Linked DNA regions of Homo sapiens: region 2 is linked to region 1. Evidence: read pairs that join two places in POLR2A ChIA-PET (ENCODE). Cell type or tissue: A673. All regions are shown on one strand.

Region 1 (8,000 bases):
GGGATTACAGGCGTGGGTCACTGAGCCTGGCCTGGCTTCGTCTTTTGAGTGGCAGGTGTCCCTCCAGGTGACAACTCAGCAAATTAGCAGCTCCTCTCTCCATGCTGGATGCCAGGCCCTGGGGCATGTTCTGGCCTCCTTGTGGCTTCACAGCATACGTCATCAGGCCCCCAAAAGAGAAGCAGCCCGAATGGCAGGGCCCAGCAGGAAAAGGATTTGTAACTCACGCAGCCTGATAGACGGCGGTTGCCACCATGCACACGAACATCACGTAGAAGATGGGGTAGTCAAGCTGCAGGTTCCCTTGAATGGACAAGACAAGCATCCCAGCCACGGCCTTGACTGTCACCACTGTCATGGAGCCTGCAGATGGGAGACAAGGGCGAATGGGGAGCCTCAGGGAAATGCAGAGAGTTAGGTCCGGAAAGCCAGTCTATAACCCCAAAGGACTTGGGGAGACAGAGGGGAGGGAACAGGAACAGAGTCAAGCCGGCAGTTTGCACAGTGACAGACGCCGTTTGCACTGGGTCTCGTGTGCACCTCTCCCATGGACTCCCATGCTCTGTGCTGACTACATCCTAAAGGAGGGAGGAAAGCCAACCCCCTGAAGGTAATCCTAGACATCACTTCTAAACTGCCAAGCATGGGCAGTAAGTTCAGTTCTCTGAGGCCCGGAGTGCCCAGCACTGTGGCCAAAAGGATCCGAGTGGATCAACGAACTTACCAGTCTCATGGCAACCACAGGAAAAACATGTGTTGGGTAAACAGCTTAGGAATTGTTGGGTTTTTTAGTGCTCAGTCACTTGTATTTTTTGTTGTTGTTGTATTTTTTTTTTTCCTTTTTGTGGACAACAGGGTCTCGCTATATTGCCCAGGCAGGTCTTGAATTCTTGGGCTCAAGCTACCCTCCCATCTCTGCCTCCCTAATAGCTGGGATTACAGGCGTGAGCCTCCGCGCCCAGCTGGTCACTTGTATTTTTAAAAACATTTCTCCAGTGTTTTGGAATGCACACCCCTGTGCATATGTGCAAACATTTCCAATATGTGTGTATCTGTTTTCAAATTAAAGTCATGTGACCCTGAACTTAAATGGTAGGCATGTTATAAAATTTGTACAGGAATATAATTTAAAAGGCAGAGAAAAAATGATTGAAGTTCTAATATTCTCTCTGTGTACCCAGCGAAGCATCCTGCTCACCTCCCTGTGGAGACCCTTGCTCCACCCTACTGTTCAGAAATGTCTTCTAACTGCAGACTTTCAGACTGCCCTGCCAAACAGGAGTTAGAGACAGCCCCCAAGCGTGGTCCAGGTGAAGCCCCCGGTCCCTGCTGCTGTGCTTTGCTTTCCTATTCTTCAGCTTTGGTTTATTTCGCTTTCTCCTGCCAACACCCCCAACACGCAGTGTCTCTTGGGCTCCTCACCCATTAGGCTACTGTTTCCAAACGTCAGCAACCACTTAGGCACTTGTCATCAGGTAGTCCTTCTTAGTCAGAAGGGGATTGGCCAATGGCCTCAGAACCTTCTGGCCTTCCTACGTAAGAGGAGAGGATGTTTCAGGGCCGTGATCCTTCCCATCCACTTTGAAAACAAAGTCACCGAGGAATGAAGGACTGATTCATGCTATGATGTGGGTGAACCTCAGAATCATCATGCTCAGTGAAAGAAGCCAGTCATATCAGGCCACAAAGCATACGACTTTATTTATGAAGGTGTTCAAAAAGGCAAATCTACAGGGACAGAAGATAGCTTAGTGGTTGCCTGAGGCTGGGAAAAGGGGAACAGGGAGTGACTGCTAATGGGCACAGGGTTTCTTTTGGGGGTGACAAAATGTTCTAAAATTAGATTAGGATGATGGTTTCACAACTCTATGAAATACTAAAAACCACTGAATTGTATACTTTAAACAGGTGAACTTTATGGTATGTAAATTATATCTCAACAGAGCTGTTAAAAAATTAAGGAAACCCTGTCTTCGGTGACAGGTATCTATTTGGTTGATGGCTTGTGGCGGTGGTAGGGCACACAGTAGGAAGGTTGGAAGAAAAATGCACATATTAGCCACCTGTGCACATCTCATTTAACCCCCACTCCCTTCCGTGACTTGGATGTTCTCATAGGCCCCCCCTTTAGAGAAGTGGACAGCGTGGCTTAAGGAGGGAGGGTCATTAGCCTGAGGCCACTCAAGAGCAGCGCGGTAGCAGGCTTCACCAGCCCTGACACCAGCCTGCTCCTCCGCCTCTGTCTGCTTCTCCTCAGGAAGGATGGATTCCCCACAGCTCTATTTAGCTATAAAATTATATGCAGTTCTAGCCAGGTACAGGGCCTCATGCCTGTAATCCTGGCACTTTGGGAGGCCGAGGCAGGGGGATCACTTGAGGCCAGGAGGTCAAGGCTGCAGAGAGCTAAGATTGTACCACTGCACTCCAGCCTGGGTGACAGAGCAAGACTGTCTCAAAAAAAAAAAAAAAGGAAAAATTAATATGCAGTTCTAGCCTCAAGCTGATTCAGGAGCTATCTCTTCCACAGCACCCATCCCTCTAAAAGGAAAAGAAAAAATAGATGACAAAATCTAGTTTTACCTTTGAATCAGAATGAATCCCTAAGCTCTGATAGGTTTTGCATGGATCTTTTCAGGGCTCAATCGCTGGGGCATGCTCTACTACTACCGTCTCTGAAACAAACTAACTCACCTCATCCTCACTCTACTTTATTCTTCCTCATTGGAATTGTTATTGCCCAAACTTACATGACCTATGAATTTGGCTAGTTGTTTAGTGCTATTTTCTCCCTTTAGATTGGAGGCTCCTGGAGCACAGGAGTTTGCCTCCGGTCAGCAGGGACCCAGCTCCCCAGAGCCACTGATGGAGACAGAACAACCTCAGCCAGTCTCAAGCAACTTCTGTGCCCAGCGGCTACAGCTCTGCAAACAAAACCCACATTTCCATTTGGTGCTTCTTGGTGGTGGCAAAACTCAATCATCCAGATGCCAACTTACCAAGTAACGCCACCAAGAGAAGAATCACGACAATGTTGTTGGCGTTCTTCTCCTTGTAGAAGTAGAGCAGCAAGCAGAACAGAATGATCTCCACCAGCTGTGGAAGGCAGCAAGCAGGGGGGTCAGTGGGGACCACAGAAGTAGGCGAGACCGGGAGACCCTGGTGGGCTGGGCCATCACCAGAGTCACAGGGTTGAAAGGGAATGACTGAGCTATGATTCAGCATTTCCCAAACTACTGTTAGACGTTCAGGGGAAAAGGGAAACACAGAGTGAATCTCTCTAATCCCTGGCTAGTACTGAGAAGGAATTCCCTGTTGTCCTGAGGCTGAAGCTTTGAGGGTGACGTGCTGCTCTCATATCCACTCTTTCTTGGAGGGCCAAGATGCATCAGGCTGAGATGGTTTCTTCCCACTCCACTGCTCCATGGGCATCCCCATTAAAACAATGGGTTGGTCCAAGAGGGAGACACTTGTTCACCAACCTATTTGGTCAAGAATGTGAGGCCAGGCACGGTGGCTCACACCTGTAACCCTAGCACTTTGGGAGGCCAAGGCGGGTGGATCACCTGAAGTCAGGAGTTCGAGACCAGCCTGGCCAACATGGTGAAACCCGGTCTCTACTAAAAATACAAAAAAAAAAAAAAAAAAAATTAGCTGGGCGTGGTGGCATCTGCCTATAATCCCAGCTACTCAGGAGGCTGAGGCAGGAGAATTGCTGAGATCACGCCACTGCACTCCATCCTGGGAGACAGAGCGAGGCTCCATCTCAAAAAAATAAATAAATACATAAATAAAGAATATGAGTATATACTCCCTGTGCTCCCAGCCAAGCTTCCAGTGTGAAGCTTCACAGAGTAGAATGAGGAAGGCCTTTGGAGTCAGGGAGACCTGGGCTGGAACTTAGGTCTGCCTCTAAACTAGTCGTGTGGCCTTGGGTAAGTCACTTAACTTCTCTAAACCTTAGTTAACCCTCTGTGGAGTAGGGTTAAGAATTCTTTTTATGGGCCCATAATCATAGCTTACACTAAATGACGTCTCCTTGTACGCCAGGCAGTGTTCTAAGCATTTTATCTACGTTAAACTCACTAAATCAGCACAATAACTCTACGAAGCAGGTACTACCACGATGGCGTGGCACAGAGGAATTTAAACCTGGACAGTCTGGCTCCCAGGCCCATGCACTTTCCTGCTAGGCCACACTGTCTGGTGCTCTATCAGTAGAAACTTACCACTAGACGATGGCAAGTCCGAGTTTGAGAAGCTCCCCCTCCTTGCATCAACAACTGTTCCTTTCTACCCCTTAAAAGCCCAGATATTTGCTAACACTTTCCCAAGAAGTTAAGCCAGCCCTAGCGCCCAGTGCAACTAAAGCAGAAAACTTTGACAACAGCTTAGTCTCATTTGCCTATCCCAAACCCCTTATCAAAGCTGATTTAGTATAAAAAAAACCCAGAAACATTAATGGGCATTTTGAAACATTTAAAACATTCCTTCTAATTAGAGACCATAAAACACAGCTGCTTTCATTTCCCCGTTTCTTCTTTGTCTTTGTTCCAGTGAATCCATATTTTAACGAGTTGTCATTATAGTCAATGCACGATTTTGTACTGGGCTGTTTTTAGTTACCATAAACAATCTTCATGTTTTGTGAAGTTGTCATAATTATCTTTAATTGCTGCAGAATACTTCATCAAGTGGATGTGCTGTCAATCATCAACATTCCCAACCACTGTGCCTGCATTTGAGGGGTCCCAATTCTTCAGCCATTCTCCATGATTTTTTTTTTCTTTTTCTTTTTTTGAGACAGGGTCTCACTGTGTCACTCAGGCTGGAGTGCAGTACTGTGATCATGGCTTACTGCAGCTTTGACCTCCAGGGCTCAAAGCTATCCTCCCACCTTAGCCTCCTTAGTAGCTGGTAATACAGGCATGCATCACCACACCTGGCTAATTTTTACTTTTTTTTTTCCAAATAGAGACGGGGTTTTGCCACATTGCCCACACTGGTCTCAAGTTCCTGGGCTCAAGCAATCCTCCTACCTCGGCCTCCCAAAGTGCTGAGATTATAGGTGTGAGCCACCACATGTGGCCCGTTCTCCATGATTCTAAAATGAACACTGGAATAGCACTGGACATTATATCATGAGATGGCTGTGCATATGTGGTGCCTCCCAACAGTCCGTGAGTACTGTGGGCATGTCTCATTTATTTTTTATAACCATAGTGTCTAGCACACAGCAGACGCTCAATAAATATTGACTGAATTTGGTTTGGCCAAATCTCTCCAGCTGGCAGCACTGCCTCCCAGTCATGATGAAGTAAGACAACAGAATCATTCACTGAGCATCTACCACCTTCTGGGTGACTTAAATGCTACTTCCTGGATCTCCCAATAGCAATTTTAAGTCCAGAGATTCTTGCCACTTTACAGAGAGGGAAACAGAGAAGGAAAGCGACTTGGCTAAGGCCACACAGCACTTAGGAAGTCTTGGGCTTCAATCCTCTGAGTGAAAGGCCTGTTCTGGGGTAACGCTTTGCCCAAGGAGGCGGTCTTTTGCTCTGTCACCAACTACATGCTGGGGCTGGCTGCCTGTTGGGAAATGACACAGCCCCCATTTCAGGGGAAGTGATCCTCTGCCTTGTGGATAATCTGAGGAAAAAGGATGTTCCAGGGCCTCTAGACTCAATCAGAGACCAGGCTGTTTATGTCAGAGGAAAACAGTGAACACCTTTGTCGGCAGGCCACGGGGAAGGAAGATGGCACCTGAGGCCAGGTGGGCCCGGCCTTCAAATCCAACCCTGCTTTTATGAACTCTGAGCAGGTCAGCTAACCTCTCAGAGCCCTGGTTTTCTCACCCATAAAATGGGAAGAACATTTACTTTACAGGGTTAAGAGAATCTGAGATGATACATAAAAATGTGTTTAGCACAGCGCAGGGCATGGAACAAGAACGTACCAGTAGCTTTATCACATACTTTAGATGTTTTCCTTAATCAGTTGATTTATAGACTTAAAATGGGATAGAACTGGGGCAGAGGACTGAGCTCTGGCGGAGGGGTTAGGAGACAAAATTTCCCGTGTCTCCTGGGCTTCTATCAGCAGTGTGATACTGGGAAAAAAAATAAAATAACATTCTTAAATGGTTTACAGTTTTAACTTTTTCTTCCCCTTACCATAAAAGTTTGAAATGGTTACTGTAGAAATTTTGGACAATTCATAAAGATGAAGAGGAAATAAGAACTGAGTCATAACACTATCTCCCAGAGCCAACTACTGATGGAATTTGCTTTCCCATCCAGGCCTTCCTAGGTATATTACATGACCACATACCTATACACACCTCTAAAAAATAAAACTGACATCATAATGGTTTTGATATTACTGTGTGGGGCACAGTGGCAGTTCATTCGTTCTCATTGTGTACAGTGATCCACTGTGTGAATACAACACAATTTATCCATTCTACTGCTGGGGGGCACTTGAGGAGTCTCCAGCCTGGAGTTATAAAAAATAATGTTGCTGTGAACATTCTCATACATGTCATTTGAGAAACACATGTATGCATTTCTGTTGAGTATAAAATGAGGGGTGGAATTCCTCCATAGGATATGTGGATATTCAATTTGGTAATTAGTGTCAAATGTTTTTCCCAAGTGGCTGTACCAATTTACACTCCCACCAGTAGAGTTTTGATATTACATAAATGAAACAAGCATTTCGCCATGAGCTGTGTACTCTCCAGAAGCACGGTCTTTCATGCTGGTAAAATGTGCCGCAACTCACGGAATCCCCTATTGCTGGGTATTCACGTTTCTGGTTTCTAGGACTTGATCTCCCTCCTGCCATCTCAGGGGGAACGACTGGAGGCTTCTCTTACCATGTACAAAAGGAAAGGCCAGCTCACGAGGTGCCTGGTGACATTCTCGCCTGTCATCTTCTCGTGACTGTTGGGTGCGAATGTCACCAGCAGGTAGGTACCCACGACAGCCAAACCGCAGCCAACAAAGGACAAGACGTAGCGCCCTGCGGGGAAGAGAGGCTGTCACGGACTCATTGCAACAACAGGCCCAAGATACAGTACACGTTCTCAGCCATGAAAAAACAGGCTTCTCCTGCAACATACCATGACCTGGTATTGTTTGTATTTTTGGTTTTTCTTTACTTTAAAAAATAAATGATTTTCCTTAATTTTGTTAAAAAAACAATTAATGTAAAAAAATAAAAAACTTTAATGAAGTATAACATGCATACAAAAAGTGCTTGAGGAATTCTCCCAAAGTGAACACACTCATGAAACCAGCTCCCAGATGGAGAAAGAGAACATTAGCCAGATACTGAAATTTCTCATTTGTGAAATTGATTACTAGACCCCACCCTCAGGGTTACACTATCTTGACCTGTAACAGCACTGATGGCTTTGCCTAGCTTTGTGCTTTATACAAATGGACCCATACGGTGTGATCTCTTTTGACTCAGCATGATGTTTCTGAGATTCGTCTGCGTTGTGGGGCACAGTGGCAGTTCATTCGTTCTCACTGTGTACAGTGGTCCACTGTGTGAATACAACACAATTTATCCATTCTACTGCTGGGGGGCTTTTGAGGAGTCTCCAGCCTGGAGTTATAAAAAATAATGTTGCTGTGAACATTCTCGTACATGTCATTTGAGAAACACATGTATGCATTTCTGTTGAGTATAAAATGAGAGGTGGAATTCCTCCATAGGATATGTGGATGTTCAGTTTGGTAGTTAGTGTCAAATGTTTTTCCCCAGTGGCTGTACCAATTTACACTCCCACCAGTAGAGTAAGACAGTTCTAGTTACATTCTTGTCAACACTTACATTTTGTCTTTTTCATTTTAGCCATGATGGTATTGCACTGTGATTTTAATGTGCATTTTACAGGTAACATTTTAAAGCTAAAATCACTTTATGGGCAAACTAAAAAAACAAATAAAATAAAACATAAAGGCAAACCTTCAGAGCTCAACACGTACCTTTTA
Region 2 (8,000 bases), 550 kb after region 1:
GCCTGGCAGGTTAGGTTCTGCAAGGCTGTTTCACAGATACTATGAGGAGCACTTTTGATATGTTAACCTAGGCATGCCCTTCTTACTGACGCACGTTAAAAAGAAATGCTTTTTTTTTTTTTTTTGACAAAGCCTGGGGTCTCACTCTGTCACCCAGGCTGGAGTGCAGTGGCACATCACGGCTAGCTGTAGCTTCAACCACCTGGGCTCAAGTGGTCCTCCCACCTCAGCCTCCCAAGTGCCTGGGACCACAGGCATGAACCACTACCCCTGGCTAATTTTTTTTTATTTGTAGAGGCGGGGTCTTCCTATGTTGCCCAGGCTTGTCTTGAACTCCTGGGCCCAACCGCTCCTCCCACCTCAGCCTCCCAAATTGCTGGGATTACAGGTGTGAATCACTGCACCCGGCCTCACTTTGAAAATTAGAAAGCAGGTTACCCTCCTTGAGGATGCTGGCATGTGTCAGAGAGAATACCTCCAACCAATCCATTAAAAAGCAGTTATTGCTGCGGCCAGGCCTGGCCCGGCTGCGCTAGGCTAGGCTCTGGCAGGATCGCAGGGGCGGGGGTGGTAGGGGCACGGGTGGCAGCCCCGCGGGTCGCAGCGCCGCCGCCGCCGCCGCCCATGAATGGTGCTGCCCCTGGCCTGCCATCACCGCCGCGTCGCTCAGCGCCCGACCTCCCTGCTTTTGCTTGCAGAGCCGCTCCCGAGGCCCCGGCGCGGCGCGAGGGCGCGGGGCGGGGGTCCACAGGCTCCGAGGCTGCCCCCGACGCCCCGCCCTCGAGGATGGCGGCGGAGCTCTACGTCCCCGCCAGCGCCGCGGCCGCGGTCCTAGCCCACAGCAACGCCGGCGCCGCCGTGGGCAGGAAGGCCGGGCAGCGCAGCCTGCACCGCGCCCCCGCGCCCGCGCCCGCGCAGCCCACACTTGGCAACAACCACCCGGAGAGCCCCAAATGGCGCGGTCCCCCACGCTGCGCGAGAGGAACGCGCTCATGTTCAACAACGAGCTCGTGGCCGACGTGCACTTTGTCGTGGGACCCCCGGGGGCGACCAGGACGGTGCCCGCCCACAAGTACGTCCTGGCTGTCTGCAGCTCCGTCTTCTATGCCATGTTCTACTGGGACCTGGCGGAAGTCAAATCTGAAATTCACATTCCAGACGTGGAGCCCGCAGCCTTTCTGATCCTATTAAAGTACGTGTACAGTGATGAGATCGATCTGGAAGCGGATACGGTGCTGGCCACTCTGTAGGCTGCTAAGAAGTACATCGTCCCAGCATTGGCAAAAGCCTGCGTCAACTTTCTGGGGACAAGTCTGAAAGCCAAGAACGCCTGCGTCCTGCTGTCCCAGAGCCGGCTGTTTGAGGAGCCCGACCTGACCCAGCGCTGCTGGGAGGTCATCGACGCACAGGCCGAGATGGCCCTGCGGTCCCAAGGCTTCTGTGAGATGGACCGGCAGACGTTGGAGATCATTGTCACTCGGGAGGCCCTCAACACCAGGAGGCGGTGGTCTTCAAGGCCGTCCTGAACTGGGCCAAGGCAGAGTGCAAGAGGCAGGGGCTGCCAGTCACCCCACGAAACAAGAGGCATGTTTTGGGGCGAGCCCTCTATCTGATCCGAATTCCAACCATGACCCTAGAGGAGTTTGCCAACGGCGCTGCCCAGTCAGACATCCAGACATCCTGACTCTGGAGGAGACCCACACCATCTTCCTGTGGTACACGGCCACCAACAAGCCCCGCCTGGACTTCCCCCTGATCAAGAGGAAGGGCCTCACCCCGCAGAGGTGCCACCTATTCCAGTCTTCTGCCTACCGCAGCAACCAATGCCAGTACTGCGGGCGCTGCGACAGCATCCAGTTTGCAGTGGACAGAAGGGTATTTATTGCGGGGCTAGGCCTGTGTGGGTCCAGCTCTGGGAAGGCTGAGTACAGCGTGAAGATTGAGCTCAAGAGGCTTGGGGTAGTTCTGGCTCAGAATCTGACCAAATTCATGTCGGACAGATCCAGTAACACCTTCCCGGTCTGGTTTGAACACCCGGTCCAGGTTGAACAAGACACCTTCTACATGGCCAGTGCTGTTCTGGACGGCAGCAACCTCAGCTACTTTGGGCAGGAGGGGATGACGCAAGTGCAGTGCAGAAAGGTGGCCTTCCAGTTCCAGTGCTCCTCGGACAGCACCAACGGGACTGGGGTCCAGGGTGGGCAGATCCCTGAGCTCATCTTCTATGCCTGAGGTGCCCGGGGAGGCTGCAGCAGGTCGGCGAGTGGATGGAGGGGAAATCAGGACACTAACTGCTTCTTGACACCATGAAAGGCCACACTTAACCTTGTCTCTCTTTGGCATGTAGTCAACTGAAGCTTGATTCTGTGAAGTAGGCACCTTTTCCACACAGCCAGAGCTGGGGGATTGGAGTCTTAGGCATCTCTGGTACACTGGGGTGCACGTCTCAGGTGGAGGAAGATTTAGGGCACAAGACAGGCCCCAGATCCCCTCCCAATGGCACCCATGCCACCTGCTTTGAGGGGTTGCATGTTCCTGCCACCCTCTTGGATACTAAGTGGTTCCAAGCTTAACTGTAGACCTTCCCTTCAAATCTAAAATCGGCAAAAAGTCACTTAAAATAAGGGACTTCTGTAATAAAGGTTGCCTACAATTAAAAAAAGAAAGAGTTACTGAGCAGTGACCATGGGTGAGGCAGGTGCACTTAAGATACGGGAGTGAACAAAACAAATAATAAGCCTTAACTCCCTTGGAGCGACCATTCTAGTGTCCTATTACTCAAATCAGTCTCCCCCAGCATTCGAGGATCAGAGATTTTAAGGACAATTTGGTTGGTAGCTGGAAACGTGGCTCGGTAAAATGGTCCAAGGTGGGAAGGATAAAAATGAGATTAGGGAGGCCAGGCACGGTGGCACATGCCTGTAATCTCAGCACTTTGGGAGGCCAAGGCGGGCGGTTCACCTGAGGTTGGGAGTTCAAGACCAGCCTGATCAACATGGAGAAACCCCATTTCTACTAAAAATACAAACTTGGCCAGGCGTGGTGGCACATGCCTGTAATCCCAGCTACTTGGGAGGCTGAGGCAAGAGAATTGCTTGAACCTGGGAGGCGGAGGTTTCAGTGAGCCGAGATTGCACCATTGCACCCTAGCCTGGGCAACAAGAGTGAAACTGTCTCAAAAAAAAAAAAAAAAAAAAAGAGATCAGGGAAGAGATGGTTGCCCAGAAGTATAAGAGAGACCCCATGCCCCTCCGTCTATAAGCCTCTAGGGGTTCACCTTGCCTGCCGCCTAGACAGAGCCGATTCATCAAGACAGGAGAATTGCAATAGAGAAAGAGTAATTTATGCAGAGCTGGCTGTGCGGGAGACCGGAATTTTATTATTACTCAAATCAGTCTCCACCAGCATTCAAGGATCAGAGTTTTTAAGGACAGTTTGTTTGGTTGCGGGGAGCCAGTGAGCCAGGAGTGCTGATTGGCCAGGGATGAAATCACAGGGGGTCGAAGCTGTCCTCTTGCGCTGAGTCAGTTCCTGGGTGGGGGCCACAAGATCACATGAGCCAGTTTATGGATTTGGGTGGTGCCAGCTGATCCATCAAGTGCAGGGTCTGCAAAGTATCTCAAGCACTGATCGCAGGAGCAGTTTAGGGAGGGTCAGAATCTTGTAGCCTCCAGCTGCATGACTCCTAAACCTTCCTTCCTTTCTTTCTTTCTTTTCTTTCTTTCTTTCCTTTCTTTCTTTCTTTCCTTTCTTTCTCTTTCCTTTCTTTCTCTTTCTTTCTCTTTCTTTCTTTCTCTTTCTTTCTTTCTCTTTCTTTCTTTCTCTCTCTCTCTTTCCTTCCTTCCCTCTTTCTTTCTTTTCTTTCTTTTTTTTCTTTTCTTTCTTTCTTTCTGACAGAGACCCCTCTGTCGCCCAGGCTGGAGTGCAGTGACGCAATCTCAGCTCACTGCACCCTCCACCTTCCAGGTTCAAGTGATTCTTCTGCCTCCCCCTCTCGAGTAGCTGGTATTACAGCATGCACCACCACACCTGGCTAACTTTTGTATTTTTAGTGGAGGCGGAGTTTCAGCATGTTGGCCAGGCTGGTCTTACCTCCTGACCGCAAGTGATCCACCCGCCTCAGCCTCCCAAAGTGCTGGGATTACAGGCGTGAACTACCACACCAGACCCTAAACCATAATTTCTAATCTTGTGCCTAATATTAGTCCTACAAAGGCAATCTAGTCCCCAGCCAAGAAGGAGGTGTACTTTGGGAAAGGGCTGTTATTGTCTTAGTTTTAAACTAAGTTTCTCCCAAAGTTAGTTCAGCCCAGGAATGAACAAGGACACCTTGGAGGTTAGAAGCAAGATGGAGTCAGTTAAGTTAGATCTCTTTCACAGTCTCAGTCATAATTTTGCAAAGGTGGTTTCACATCTAGGCTGCCCAACTTCTGTGGTCAGGGTCTGGCACCAGATATATGAGTCTGAATTCTGACTCTGCCATTTACAAACTTTGTGACCTCGGCAAATCCAGTCTAGCTGAGCCTCTGGTTCCTCATAGATAAGATCGTGAAAATGAGACAGTCTATCTCCAAGGGCAGTTTGGAGGATAAAGGAGACAGCGCATTTCTTTGTGGTAACATTTAAAATCTACTCTTTTAGCAATTTTGATACGTGTATCATAATATCACATTGTATTCCATAAATATATACAATTATTATTTGTCCATCAAAAATAGAATGAAAACATTTAAAAATAATATATAGTACGGGCCAGGTGTGGTGGCTCACGCCTGTTATCCCAGCACTTTGGTAGGTGGAGGTGGTTGGATCACCTGAGGTCAGGAGTTGGAGACCAGCCTGGCCAACATGGTGAAACCCCGTCTCTACTAAAAATACAAAAATTAGCTGGGCATGGTGGTGCACATCTGTAATCCCAGCTACTCAGGAGGCTGAGGCAGGAAAATCACTTGAACCTGGGAGGCGGAGCTTGCAGTGAGCCAAGATCGTGCCACTGCACTCCAGCCTGGGCAGCAGAGTGAGACTTTGTCTCAAAAAAAAAAAAAAAAAAAAAAAAAAAAATTGGCCAGGCGTGGTGGCTCAAGCCTGAATCCCAGCACTTTGGGAGGCTGAGGCAGGCGGATCACAAGGTCAGGGGATCGAGACCATCCTGGTTAACTCGGTGAAACCCCGTCTCTACTAAAAATGCAAAAAATTAGCCGGGCGTGGTGGTGGGCGCCTGTAGTCCCAGCTGCTTGGGAGGCTGAGGCAGGAGAATGGTGTGAACCTGGAAGGCGGAGCTTGCAGTGAGCTGAGATCATACCACTGCACTCCAGCCTGGGCAACAGAACAAGACTCCATCTCAAAAAAAAAAAAAAAAAAAAAAAAGCCGGGCGCGGTGGCTCACGCCTGTAATCCCAGCACTTTGGGAGGCTGAGGCGGGCGGATCACAAGGTCAGGAGATCAAGACCATCCTGGCTAACATGGTGAAACCCTGTGTCTACTAAAAATACAAAAAAATAATAAAAAAATAGCTAGGCATGGTGGCGGGTGCCTGTAGTCCCAGCTACTTGGGAGGCTGAGGCAGGAGAATGGCGTGAACCCAGGAGGCGGAGCTTGCAGTGAGCCAAGATCGCACCACTGCACTCCAGCCTGGGTGACAGAGTGAGACTCCATCTCAAAAACAAACAAAAAATAAAAATAAAAATAAATATATAGTATGGATTTGAACAACAACAGAAAAGGACACAGTGCTTGTAAAAGGCCTTTCACAGTGCCTGCCACAAAGGAAGCACTCAGGAGAGAGTGGCAAATTTATTTTCTTCACATAGTTAAACCACAACAACATATTGCAACAGTTTGCATGCTGAAGCAGAGATAAGAATCCAGCTGCCTTCTCATAAACCAGACAATTAAAGAGATTTGCCACAAAAAGTTATTTTCATTTAAAAATATGTTACTTCAGGGCGGGCGTGGTGGCTCATGCCTGTAATCCCAGCACTTTGGGAGGCTAAGGCGGGTGGATCACAAGGTCAGGAGTTCAAGACCAGCCTGGCCAACATAGTGAAACCCTGTCTCTACTAAAAACACAAAAATTAGCCAGGTGTGGTGGTCCCAGCTACTCAGGAGGCTGAGGTGGAAGAATTGCTTGAAACCGGGAGGCAGAGTTTGCATTGAACCGAGATCGCACCACTGCACTCCAGCTTGGGTGACAGACTGAGACTCGGTCTCAAAAAAAAAAATTCTATTAACATGCAATAGGATTATTAATTTTTTTTAAGTTCTCAGTTTTAGTCTCTAATACAGCAAGTACTAATAGGTGTAACCTACATCAACAAAAGCTATTTATTGCCAAGGTAACTTTTAAGACGGTAAAGGGTCGCTGAGACCACGAAGTTTGAGAACTTCTGCCCCAGGCTTTCGTGATCTGCCTTTCTCTCGCCAGCTCTTTTGCAATCTGACAACACCCCTGTTTTCTGCCCCATGTGATTAATTGCATAACTGCCATGTTTGAAGGACCTTTTGAGATCTCATCAAAAAACCACTCCTGGCAGGGTGCAGTGGCTCACACCTGTAATTCCAGCACTTTGGGAGGCTGAGGCGGGTGGATCACCTGAGGTCAGGAGTTCAAAACCAGCCTGGCCAAAATAGTGAAACCCCATCTCTACTAAAAATAGAAAAATGGTGGCAGGCACCTGTCATCCCAGCTATTTGGGAGGCTGAGGCAGGAAAATTGCTTGAAGCTGGAAGGAGGCAGCTGCAGTGAGCTGAGATCTCGCCACTGTATTCCAGCCTCCAGCCTAGGTGACAGAGCAAGACTCTAGAAGAAAAAAAAAAAAAAACACTCCTGGTGCAGATGGACCTACTGAGAAGGAGGCTATTGTGCCTGAGGTTACACAGCCATCAGTTCCACCTGGGACTGGAACCAGCATCCTTCCTATCTCCTTAATCCAGGGCTCTCGTCATGACGGCAAGCTAGCAGGTGCTCCCTGGCACAATCTCAGCTTCCTGTTCTTTCATCTCTAAAAGTCTTGAGTGGAGACAGGGTCTTCCCCCTCTGCTTTCCTGTCCCACCCTTCCCTCCTGCCTCTCATCTCCCTCTTTGACACTCCTCCTACCAGCCCAAGGGCACAATAGAGATGACATCGTCACTCTCATTGGTTACCAACTAGCAAAGAACTTGAGAAAGTGAGGAGAAAGCTCTAATGTGTTCACATATATAGCATCTATATAAGCTGCCATTCATGGAGGGCTTAGTGTGTGGCAGGCACTGTATTAGGCCTGAGCTAACTCAGTTAGTCTTCATGCCTCCCCACCACTGATGAGACAAGTACTACTTGTTACTCCTGTTTTATGGATGAGGGAACTGAATGAAAGAGATGAATGAAGTGAGTGTCTTTACTTGAGAACAAAAAGCTAATAGTACTTGGCAGAGCCAAGATCGGAACTCAGTGCTATCTGACTCCAAAGCCCAACAGCCTGATGGGTAAATCCTTGTCGGTGAGAAGGTCCAGACTCCACCAGTAAGGTGGGGAAAGGACTAAAGTCTAGGGCCTGGCAGGGTGTGGTGGCTCATGCCCGTAATCTGAGCATGAACTTTGGGAGACCAAGGCGGGAGGATCACTTAAGGCCAGGAGTTTGAGACAAGCCTGGGTGATATAGTGAGACCCCATCTCTACAAAAAGTAAATAATAATAACAATAACTCAAGGCCAGCTAATGGTAGCAATGAAGGCATTACTGAGAAAAAATGGTCAGAAAAATAAAAGTCAAAAAGAGAGAGAAAATAGATGGGATTTGCCCCTGGAAATAAAGACAAAAGATTGTGCGTGGTATCAGGGCCCCTCACCCTATGCAGAGTCATGCATTCCATCCTGCCTCTTTACCAATCTGACCTTGTCATGACACAAGGACTTAAGTCCTGGCCGGGCACGGTGGCTCACGCTGTAATCCCAGCACTTTGGGAGGCCGAGGAGGGCGGATCAAGAGGTCAAGAGATCAAGACCATCCTGGCCAATATGA

What was found. ChIA-PET counts read pairs that join two places held together with the same protein. Peaks named below come from ENCODE experiments on the same cell type or tissue, not always from the same donor. Only the 100,000 strongest peaks of a DNase experiment are listed, where the experiment ranks them.
Region 2: POLR2A ChIA-PET joins it to region 1 with 12 read pairs; 3 of 35 experiments call an interaction of 5 or more read pairs at or near these places.

The regions. Positions count from the first base shown.
Region 1 is chr1:24,448,501-24,456,500 of GRCh38, reverse strand. NIPAL3 (NIPA like domain containing 3) reads right to left here. Exons shown (of 12, transcript NM_020448.5): 6 at 6,875-7,020; 7 at 2,997-3,093; 8 at 228-363. Among named protein-coding and RNA genes, the nearest start is that of NIPAL3, 37 kb to the right of the region's middle. RefSeq lists an enhancer at 176-688. In A673, no CTCF peak of the experiment used is centred here; no DNase peak of the experiment used is centred here.
Region 2 is chr1:23,895,703-23,903,702 of GRCh38, reverse strand. All of the region lies in intron 1 of CNR2 (cannabinoid receptor 2), which reads left to right. It also overlaps the pseudogene BTBD6P1. Among named protein-coding and RNA genes, the nearest start is that of CNR2, 14 kb to the left of the region's middle. RefSeq lists enhancers at 6,366-6,495, 6,546-6,605. In A673, no CTCF peak of the experiment used is centred here; a DNase peak (open chromatin) is centred at 3,432; H3K27ac peaks cover 266 bases.